Linked DNA regions of Homo sapiens: regions 1 and 3 are each linked to region 2. The links are chromatin contacts, found by Hi-C or POLR2A ChIA-PET in ENCODE. All regions are on one chromosome and are shown on one strand. The core of a region is the stretch at or near the end of the contact, and the rest is flanking DNA. Distances in the headings are between cores, read along the strand shown. Region 1 holds the start of LINC00839 (long intergenic non-protein coding RNA 839). Region 2 holds the start of ZNF33B (zinc finger protein 33B). Region 3 overlaps LOC105378269 (a long non-coding RNA gene).

Region 1 (2,720 bases), core at 166-2,665, 160 kb before region 2:
GTTAACAAGTGTTAGTTATTTTTGTTTGAGAGAATTTCAAGAGATTGAAATTATCAACAGAGGAATGTGAAAGTCGTTGGGCATTAAGCTAAGCCATAAAAACTTTACCCTGAAAATCGTGGGGGTGTCCTTGAATGCCCACGAGTTTAATTTCCATTTTCTGCCTGAGGTTTTAAGGAGTATGCAGGATTAGGAGGGTAAACACTCATAGCTCATTAGTCTAACAGTGAAGAAACCATGAGGGCCTAGAGTAATGGAAAGGCAATGAAGTGAAAAGACAGTTAAAATGTGTAATTTTCCAAATACAGAACTGAGATATTTAAAAGGATTGTATGTGGTGGTTGGGTGCCATTACAAAGGAGGTGGATGAATTTTAGGCGTCTAGATTTGTGGTGCTGATGGTTGGGCAGGGGACAAGCACACAGGGAAACAAGGAAAAAAGATGTATTTAGGTTTAGGTAAAAATATCACATGCTCAGTATCCAATTCCTGTTAAACACCTGGAGATGGGAGTCTGTGGTGCAAAGGGAGTTCGAGTTTAACTATACACGATTGGGTGATGCTGGCATGCAAGGAGAGATGAAGCCATGGATTTCATTAAGGACCCCAATCTGAATGTGGACCGCACACAAGAATCAGAACCAAAACCTGGACACAGCCAAGACTGCAGGTTTCTCTTCCCTTGCTCCAAATCCACTTTCAGAAGAATTAGAGAAGAATTGACTAAAGAATGTAAGTAAACTCCAGGAAACAGGGTTCCACAGAAGCTGGGGAAAGGTCAGTACGTGGAAGAGAGAGATCAGTAGTACCTGCTCGCTACAAGGAGGCGCCTCCAAATGTCAATGCCTATTTTCAACAAGTGGGACCCAAAGTGATTCATGCCAGTGCTCTAAAATACACCTGACCCTTGAACAATGTGGGGGATATGGATGCTAACCCCCCACAGTCAAAAATCCAAGTTTAACTCTCAACTCCCCCAAAGCATAACTCCTAACGGCCTGCGGTTGACCGGAAGTCTTTGTCACTAATAATACAAAAAATTAAGACCTATTTTGCCTGTTATTCACATTACACACTGAATATGCTGCTCCCAGCGGAGGCCGAGACTCCTGCCCGGGCACCCCCTCACAGCCCCCACTCCAGCCTCCCCAGACTCACCCTCGGCGGGGCCACCTTCTTCTCATTTCAGTCTGGGGCCACATTCTCCGGGCCTGCGGGGCATGGCAGGAGGCAAAGCCAAAGGCGAAGTGGCCACAAATTCCGGTGGGGGCGCTGGCTCCTGCCCCACCCCAGCATCTATACCCTGAGTCTGATAGGACGAGAAGGAACATTTCAGCCAGCCCTGATTGGGTCATATTATCCAATCAGAGTTGTTTTGCACAGTGGCTCTCATCCAATCCGAACATGCCTTACAGGATATCTAGTTAAATAAGTCATTATAAATAGTTGCTCCGTGGGCTTTCCGCATTTCACCCTGCTCCAGGCAGCGTGGTCTGTATGGCTCCGCCCTGGGCAGGAGGAGAAAGAAGAGGGCCAGGCACCACGTGCCTGCACTCTCCCTGGATGCTGGAGGCTGCTCCGCCGTGGGCAGGAGGAGAAGGAAGAGAACTGGGTGCCGCCTGCCTGCACTCTCTCCGGATGCTGGAGGCTGGAGGCAGTGAGGCAGCAACAGCGCGAGGGCGAGGCGACTTTGGAGCTGCCTCATGCAGCGACCTCGCCTTCCGCTGCGCCTCCTCCCAGAACCCAAGAAGCCTGGAACCTGTGGCGTCCAGCCCTGAAAGGAGGAGACGGCAACCCAGCCGCGCGTGAGTCCGGGAGTCTGGGATACCGGCGGCAGAGGAAGGACAGGCAGGAGTCTCGGCCTCTCGGGGAGCGACGTGCCGGGAAAGGCAGGAGGGCCCCAGCGGTGGGGGCGGGGGTTGCGCGCCGGGGAGGGCGGCCTCAGGCTGGGAGCCTGGCAGATCGTCTGACTCTCCCCGAGCCCCATCCCAGGCCGAGCCAGGACCCCTCTGATGCACAGGCGTCTCAGGAGCCCGTTTCTTTCTTGAATCCGGGGCCCAGTGCGGCTTGAACCTAGCCCCCGACCTCCTCCTCGCCCTCTCAGAGTCCGCTGGGGTGGGCGCTGAAGGAGCCCGGGTCGGAGAGGAGCCCTCCCCTTCTCTCCTGCGTGGAAGCCCTGCAGCCTCCGTTTCTTTTGGGACTGGGGTCCGGGGCCTTCTGCCTGACCCGGGGTGAGAAAGGGAGCCCTGATCAGGACCCGGTGAGAGGGCGCTGGAGCCCGGGAGCGGCAGGAGCCTTGAGCGGCAGCCCGGGAAGAGGATGGGGTCACCTTCTGCCCCAGGTCCCCCACTGCCAGGATCTCTGTCACCTTCTGGGGGTCCTGTCCCCTGGGGTCCCACCCCCCGGGCTGCCTGTGGGTATCTCTCATCTGGAACTGGAAATAACCCTCTTCATAGTACGGCTTAGCAAATATTTATTCGCCCATGCACCCCCCTTTTTTTTCCTTCATAGTGTTCTTTTTGTCTTGGATCATTTGTGTTTTTCCTACATTGATGTGAAGCATTTTTAAAGACACTTTAGAGATTAGTCCTTTATTGGTTCATTTCTATTGTAGGTTGTTGTTTCCTACTCTGGTCTTTGTTGTTTAATTTCAGTTTTAATTTCTTGCTTGGTTTAGTTCATGTAACAATATTTTTCTTAGAATATTTGTATCTGTGTTT
Region 2 (2,950 bases), core at 89-2,588:
ATCTCCCTCAGTCTTCACAAAAAATGTATAATGACAATATTGGCCAAACAAGTTAACAATACATTTAATGAAAAAACATTAACACTAAAACCATTGTAAAGAATAGGACTAGGCTATCGATTTTCCCAGTAATGTTACTTAACCTCTGATGAGTTAGTCCACAGAAAACCATAAGCGTCAGTGCTTCAAAGAAAAAATCCGTTTTAATTTCTTCATCTAACTTTGTTGCTATTTCTCAAAAGGATGTTTTAAACTTGCTTTGATGTGTGTAGAAAAGTAGTACTGGCTTAGGGGTCAGGAGAAGTGACTTTTAGTTCTCCCTACTAACAAACTTTGATCCTGAACAAGTCAGTAACCTTGACAAACAAAAAACAAAAAAATTATTTTTTCTTCTAACAAATGAGGCAAAATTAGGTAATTCTGGTTTTTTGTTTGTTTGTTTGTTTTTGAGACGGAGTTTCGTTCTTGTTGCCCAGTCTGGAGTGCAATGGTGCAATCTCAGCTACCTGCAACCTCCGCCTCCCGGGTTCAAGCATTTCTCTGCCTCAGTAGCTGGGATTACAGTCATAGGCCACCACGCATGGCTACTTTTAGTATTTTTAGTAGAGACGGGGATTTGCCATGTTGGTCAGGCTGGTCTCGAATTCCTGACCTCAGGTGATCCACCCTCCTCGGCCTCCCAAAGTGCAGGATTACAGGAGAGAGCCACCGCGCTAGGCCAAAATTATGTAATTCTTGAAGATCCTTCCTGAGTGCAAGATCAAGTTAGGACAGAGGAACAGCAAATAACAAGATGGGGTGATGGACATGACTGGAGGGCAGTTCGAAACCTAAAGAGGATGAACGCAGAACGGGCAACAGAGTCCGTATGTCGGGCGGGCGACTGCACCCGCCCTTTCCTACCCAGGTAGGGCCGCGCCCTAGCACATGGGCGTAAACACGCTCAACCAGAGAACTGCCCCTCCCGCAAGGCTCAGCGCTCGGACCGCGCAAGCGCACATGCCCTCCTCCGCGGCCCCTACAAACAGGGCAACGCACAGGGCGTAGCCCGCTCCCTACAGAGGCTGCGCCTTAGAGGAACTGGCGTAGCGTCCTGGTAGACATGCTGCAGCCCCGCCGTCCCCGGCTTCTCCGTGAGGTCCCCGGGACTCCTCGCCACCACCTGGCACTGGCCCCCGGCTGCCTGCTCCTGGAGTCGCGCGGGGCCCCCTCTCCGTCCCTGCCCAACCCGCGGAGGCTTACCTCACTCTCTCTTCGGGTTGCATTCGCCATAAGAGAGCCGGTAGACCCCTGAAATCCCGGGACCGCCTCCCACGCAAAACGTGAGACAAACAAAAGGAAAGGCGGAAACGCAGAAACGCAGAGGTAGCCAGTGGATGAGGCATGCGCAGAGCCCACGCTCAAAGCCTGGCGCTGTTGGCGCCCAACCTGGAAACTACCTTTCCCGTGAGGACGCGAGAGCAGCCCTTCGGGATTGGCAGAGAGGTGCCCCGCTAGGCAGTGGACAGATGCGGTCTGAGTTGGTGTGGGAACTGCCCGCAGCCCTGGCTCTCCCGGGGCGACCCAAAGGGATGCACTGCAGGGGAGGTCTGTGTGCAGCAAGTGTGCAGGTTAGACACAGACGCCTCAAGGAAAGGACAGCTGTGTGTCAGTTTCACTTTAAATGTTAGGAAGTAGATCTTATTGATACAGTTTAAAAGACTTTGACACTATCAGCGATTCTTTGAGAGCAGGGATGGGGGGGATGGGGGAGGTGCCACAGGAAAGCTACTTCATCAAAATCGTTAACGCAATAAACGGAAATTGAAAAGTCAGAAAATAGACATAATCCGAAAGAAGAAAATAAATGTCACATGATTTCCCCTGTGACATTAAAATTGCTTGACTAAATGGAAATACATTTAGTCTATCTGTACCTTTCTTAGGAAGACAAAATTCCTAAAAGAATATCAACAAATTTTTTTATGTATTTTTTCTCTTTGATCTTTAGTGTATTGTGTACTTTACAAAAGCATTGTCAACTTTATCCAGAGTAAGTAAAAAACTAAATGAACAGCCATTATACGTTTTAAAAAGCTTGAAAAAATGCCTGAGAAATATCTATATCTATCTATATATATAATATTGCTCTATTCAAAGTAGTTTGGCACCTGCTCCATGGAAATAAGACACCATGATTGAGAGTATTCTTTAATGTGTAGTAAATACAGCATTTCAAAACAGTGAGGGAAAGAATGGAGTATTCCAAAGAGCATGTCATTCCTAACAATTTGGAATATAGAGATATATATAGATCACACGTGATAAAATTCACATGTATACAGTATTGAAACATTTAAACGAGTATAAATTTTTGAAAATTGACATGTGGGCCAGGCACAGTGGCCCACACCTGTAATCCCAGCAGTTTGGGAGGTGGAGGCAGGAGGACCACTTGATCCTTAGAGTCCAAGACCAGCCTGGGCGTTATAGTGGGACCCCTGTCTCTACAAAAAATTAAAAATAACAATTAGCTGGGCATGTAGGCAGGCGCCTGTGATCCCAGCTACTCAGGAGGCTGAGGTTGGACGATCACTTGAGCCCCAGGTTGCAGTAAGCCATCATGGCACCACTGCACTCCAGCCTGGGTGACAAAGTGAGACTTTGTCTCAAAAAAAACCAAAAAGGGATGTGATACCAAAGACAGAAACTATAAATTTAATATCAGTTACATTTTATAATAGAGAAAAATAAGCAGCTCCATTCCAGCAAAACTTTTTAAGTCCATTATGAGAATTGAAAGAAATGCAAATATGGCCGGGCATGGCAGCTCACGCCTGTAGTCCCAGCATTTTGGGAGGCTGAGGCGGGCAGATCATGAGGTCAAGACATTGAGAACATCCTGCCCAAAATGGTGAAACCCCTTCTGTACTAAAAATACAAAAATTAGCTGGACGTGGTGGTGCGCACC
Region 3 (2,901 bases), core at 48-2,547, 130 kb after region 2:
AGGCGCCCGCCACCGTACCTGGCTAATTTTTTGTATTTTCAGTAGAGACGTGGTTTCGCCATGTTGGCCAAGATGGTCTCGATCTCTTGACCTCATGATCCACCCACCTCCGCCTCCCAAAGTGCTGGGATTACAGGACGCTGCAGGTTCAAGGCCAAGGCACTGGCCAGCCTTACGCCCGCGAGCTGGACCCGGCCCAGTCCTTGTTAGTCCTCAGCTCCTTCCCCGCCTCAGGAAAGTCGCGTCCTGGTCAGGAGGACCTGCCGACTGGTCTGCGCCCAGCTGCAGGTTGGTCCTTTCTGCTGCTGTTGTTGCTGCGGTCTCACCCAGAGTTGCCTCTCCTCGCCCCTGACAGAGCAGGGGCATCTCCATCTTGTACAAGCACCGCCATCTTAAAGTTCCCCTTGATCAAAAACTGCCTAAATCTAAAGGTCATCAGCCTGATGGCTACGGTCAGCATGACCATAAACCACAAATGACATCTCTGACCAGAAACATTGCAACCCTAAGATAAACCCCTCTCCGACCAGAGACATGCCAGCCCTGAGATAACATCCCCTCCCGCGGGAGACATTCCAACCCTGCCATAAACTTCTCCCCCACACAGAAACACTTCAAATCTGTGATAAGCTCTCTCACCCTAAAACACTCCTAGTCTGTAAGACAGAATGCTCCTGACAGAAATAGGCTAGAAGCCCCTCAGGTTTATTCTCCAAAATAAACCTGTCTTTGACTGTTGAGCCACTTTTCATGTTTCTTTCCTTTCTTTAACTCTTACAGCCCCCTCGCCCTAAGGACACAGTGTGGGCTGTTGCAGGTCCTCCTGACCAGGACGCGACTTCCCTGAGGCGGAGGAGGAGCTGAGGACGAACAAGGACTGGGCTGGGTCCAGCTGGTGGGCGTAGGGCTGGCCAGTGCCTTGGCCTTTAACCTGCAGCGTCCTGGGTCTCTTTGGCCCAGCCAGTCGTGAGGACTGTGGCCCAGGATGCTGCCGAACAGTGAGGGTGCCCATTGTGGACTGGAATCCAGCTAGCTATTCCTCATTCGAGACCCCATAGAACCCCACAAACATGATTGGGGTTGACATGGATTTTGAATATTAAAGTTACATGAGATTTCTGAACTTGAGTGTCATGGAGCAAATTTCAAACGTGGTGTGTGTGTGTGTGTTTGTGTCACACTTAAGAGACAAATTACAAGACAGGACACCGAGTCCTTCACCCGCCTGCAGTCCAGCCTTGCAAGCCGTGGGGGCATGGCCTTCCACTGGGGGCGTGGCCTCCTGGCGCGGGCGTGGCAGGGCAGCACAGCCTGGCTGAGGAAAGCACAAATCCTGCTCTGCAACTGCTGGCTCCGTGGCCTTGGGAAGTCAGCACCAACTCCCCAGGGTTTTTGAGGAGGTGGTGTGACTTAGTGACTGCAAATGCAAGGCGTGCCTTGCCTTCCACTGAACATGCGCAGTGTTGGCGCTGTTTTACTGTTTTCTTCATTGCTTGCACTTTTGACTTTCACTTTCTGCTGTACCCATTCCCAGGCCCAGGATTGGGTTCCTCCCCACCCCTTTCGTTACTCCCTGAGGAACCAGCTCTGAACTGTGGATCCCTGGAGTCCCACATGGAGCCCCTCCTCAAGTGTACCATGATGGCCCCACCTCAGGACCCACACACACAGGTGGCTGAGAAACAGGGCAACATGCAGAGGGAAAACCAGGCACCACGTTCCGGGATTCAAAGGCAAATTTGACCCAAGCAGTTCTTCATCCAGCAAGGCATTAGGCTGAAACCCCTGTCTGCTTCTCCGCAGCTAATCTTTCCAGGCTTCCCTGCTGATTTCAGGATCCAAACCTCCTCTCTTAAGGGCTCTCACCACTCCCCCAGGGACAGTGCCCTCTGCCACACCAGGTCCCCTCTCCTGGCCTTCCTTCCTGACATGGGCTTTCCCCTCTCCCAGGAAGCCCCTCATGCTCACCTGATGTGATTCACTGAATCACCCCAGGGCCTCACACACTGCCCACTCCATAAACATGTGACCTGAAGTGGGTTTATTACTTACAGATTGGCTGTGAGGGACAATAGAAGCCTAGGTTTCAGGACAAGCCAGTCCTCCAAGCCTCAGGAAAGCTGTCCAGAGTGGATGGACTCTCATCTGTTTGCTCCACTTGTACCACAACTAAGAGACCCTGCAGAGCAGCTGGCGCTGGGTGTTATACTCAAGGGTAGTGGGAATTGCTGGGCTAAAGCATTGGAGAACACTCTGTTTCTAGAGGGAACAAGAACAGAGCCTGGGCTGTTTTGGTCAGTTCCTCCTTATCTCAGGATGTTGCATTTTCAGCACATTCTATAGTTATTCTCGAGAACTATAAGTAAAAAAGTGGGGGCCGAGCATGGTGGCTCACGCCTGTAATCCCAGCATTTTGGGAGGCTGAGGCAGGTGGATCACATGAGGTCAGGAGTTTGAGGCCAACCTGGCCAACATGGCTAAACCCCATCTCTACTACAAATACAAAAAAATTAACCAGACGTGGTGGCAGGTGCCTGTAATCCCAGCTACTGTGGAGGCTGAGGAAGGAGAATTGCTAGAACCCTGGGGGCGGAGGTTGCAGTGAGCCGAGATCACACCACTGCACTCCAGCCTGGGCAACAGAGTGAGATTCCATTCAAAACGAAAAAAAAGAAAAAAAGGTGGGGAGAACTGCATTGGCCCAAGCCACCCAAAGAACTGTCCTGCAAGCAGCATTAAGCTGGTTTCTGTTACATCCAAGGAGTGGCTCTTATCGGCTCTTGGTCATGGTCTGTGTCATGCAGCAGGATTTGGTGAGCCACAGTTATAGGCAAAAGCCATGTCTCCAGGATGAACCACATGGGTACCATGTTCATAGCAGCCAGGACACTGGAAACCAGG

The links. A loop is a pair of places that touch in the nucleus more often than their neighbours do. ChIA-PET counts read pairs that join two places held with the same protein, here RNA polymerase II (POLR2A). Pooled maps may share reads with other maps.
Region 1: a map of K562 shows a loop between it and region 2 (2.3-fold over the local background). The contact joins the promoter of LINC00839 here to the promoter of ZNF33B in region 2. A Hi-C loop is called at or near these places in 1 of 168 maps with a recorded cell type or tissue (K562) and 1 of 50 pooled maps.
Region 3: a loop to region 2 is called in a map of adrenal gland, with 2.2 times the contacts of the local background. The contact joins the enhancer-like site here to the promoter of ZNF33B in region 2. A Hi-C loop is called at or near these places in 11 of 168 maps with a recorded cell type or tissue (CD8-positive, alpha-beta T cell, Caco-2, Calu3 and 8 more) and 21 of 50 pooled maps. POLR2A ChIA-PET finds 5 or more read pairs at or near these places in 3 of 52 experiments (GM12878, HCT116 and MCF 10A).

Annotation. Positions count from the first base shown.
Region 1 is chr10:42,474,076-42,476,795 of GRCh38, forward strand. LINC00839 (long intergenic non-protein coding RNA 839) reads left to right here and starts at 1,416. Exons shown (of 5, transcript NR_026827.1): 1 at 1,416-1,805.
Region 2 is chr10:42,637,232-42,640,181 of GRCh38, forward strand. It overlaps ZNF33B (zinc finger protein 33B), which reads right to left and starts at 1,339. Exons shown (of 5, transcript NM_006955.3): 1 at 1,243-1,339. It overlaps LOC105378268 (a long non-coding RNA gene), which reads left to right and starts at 1,074. Exons shown (of 2, transcript XR_945898.3): 1 at 1,074-1,322. RefSeq lists enhancers at 101-969, 629-898 and a silencer at 1,089-1,258.
Region 3 is chr10:42,768,499-42,771,399 of GRCh38, forward strand. LOC105378269 (a long non-coding RNA gene) reads left to right here. Exons shown (of 2, transcript NR_134498.1): 2 at 781-1,123. Among named protein-coding and RNA genes, the nearest start is that of BMS1, 13 kb to the right of the region's middle. RefSeq lists enhancers at 804-1,304, 1,305-1,805. Within about 2 kb of position 1,298, at least 2 of the 41 ENCODE cell types and tissues checked have a DNase peak (open chromatin) inside an H3K27ac peak, as active enhancers do.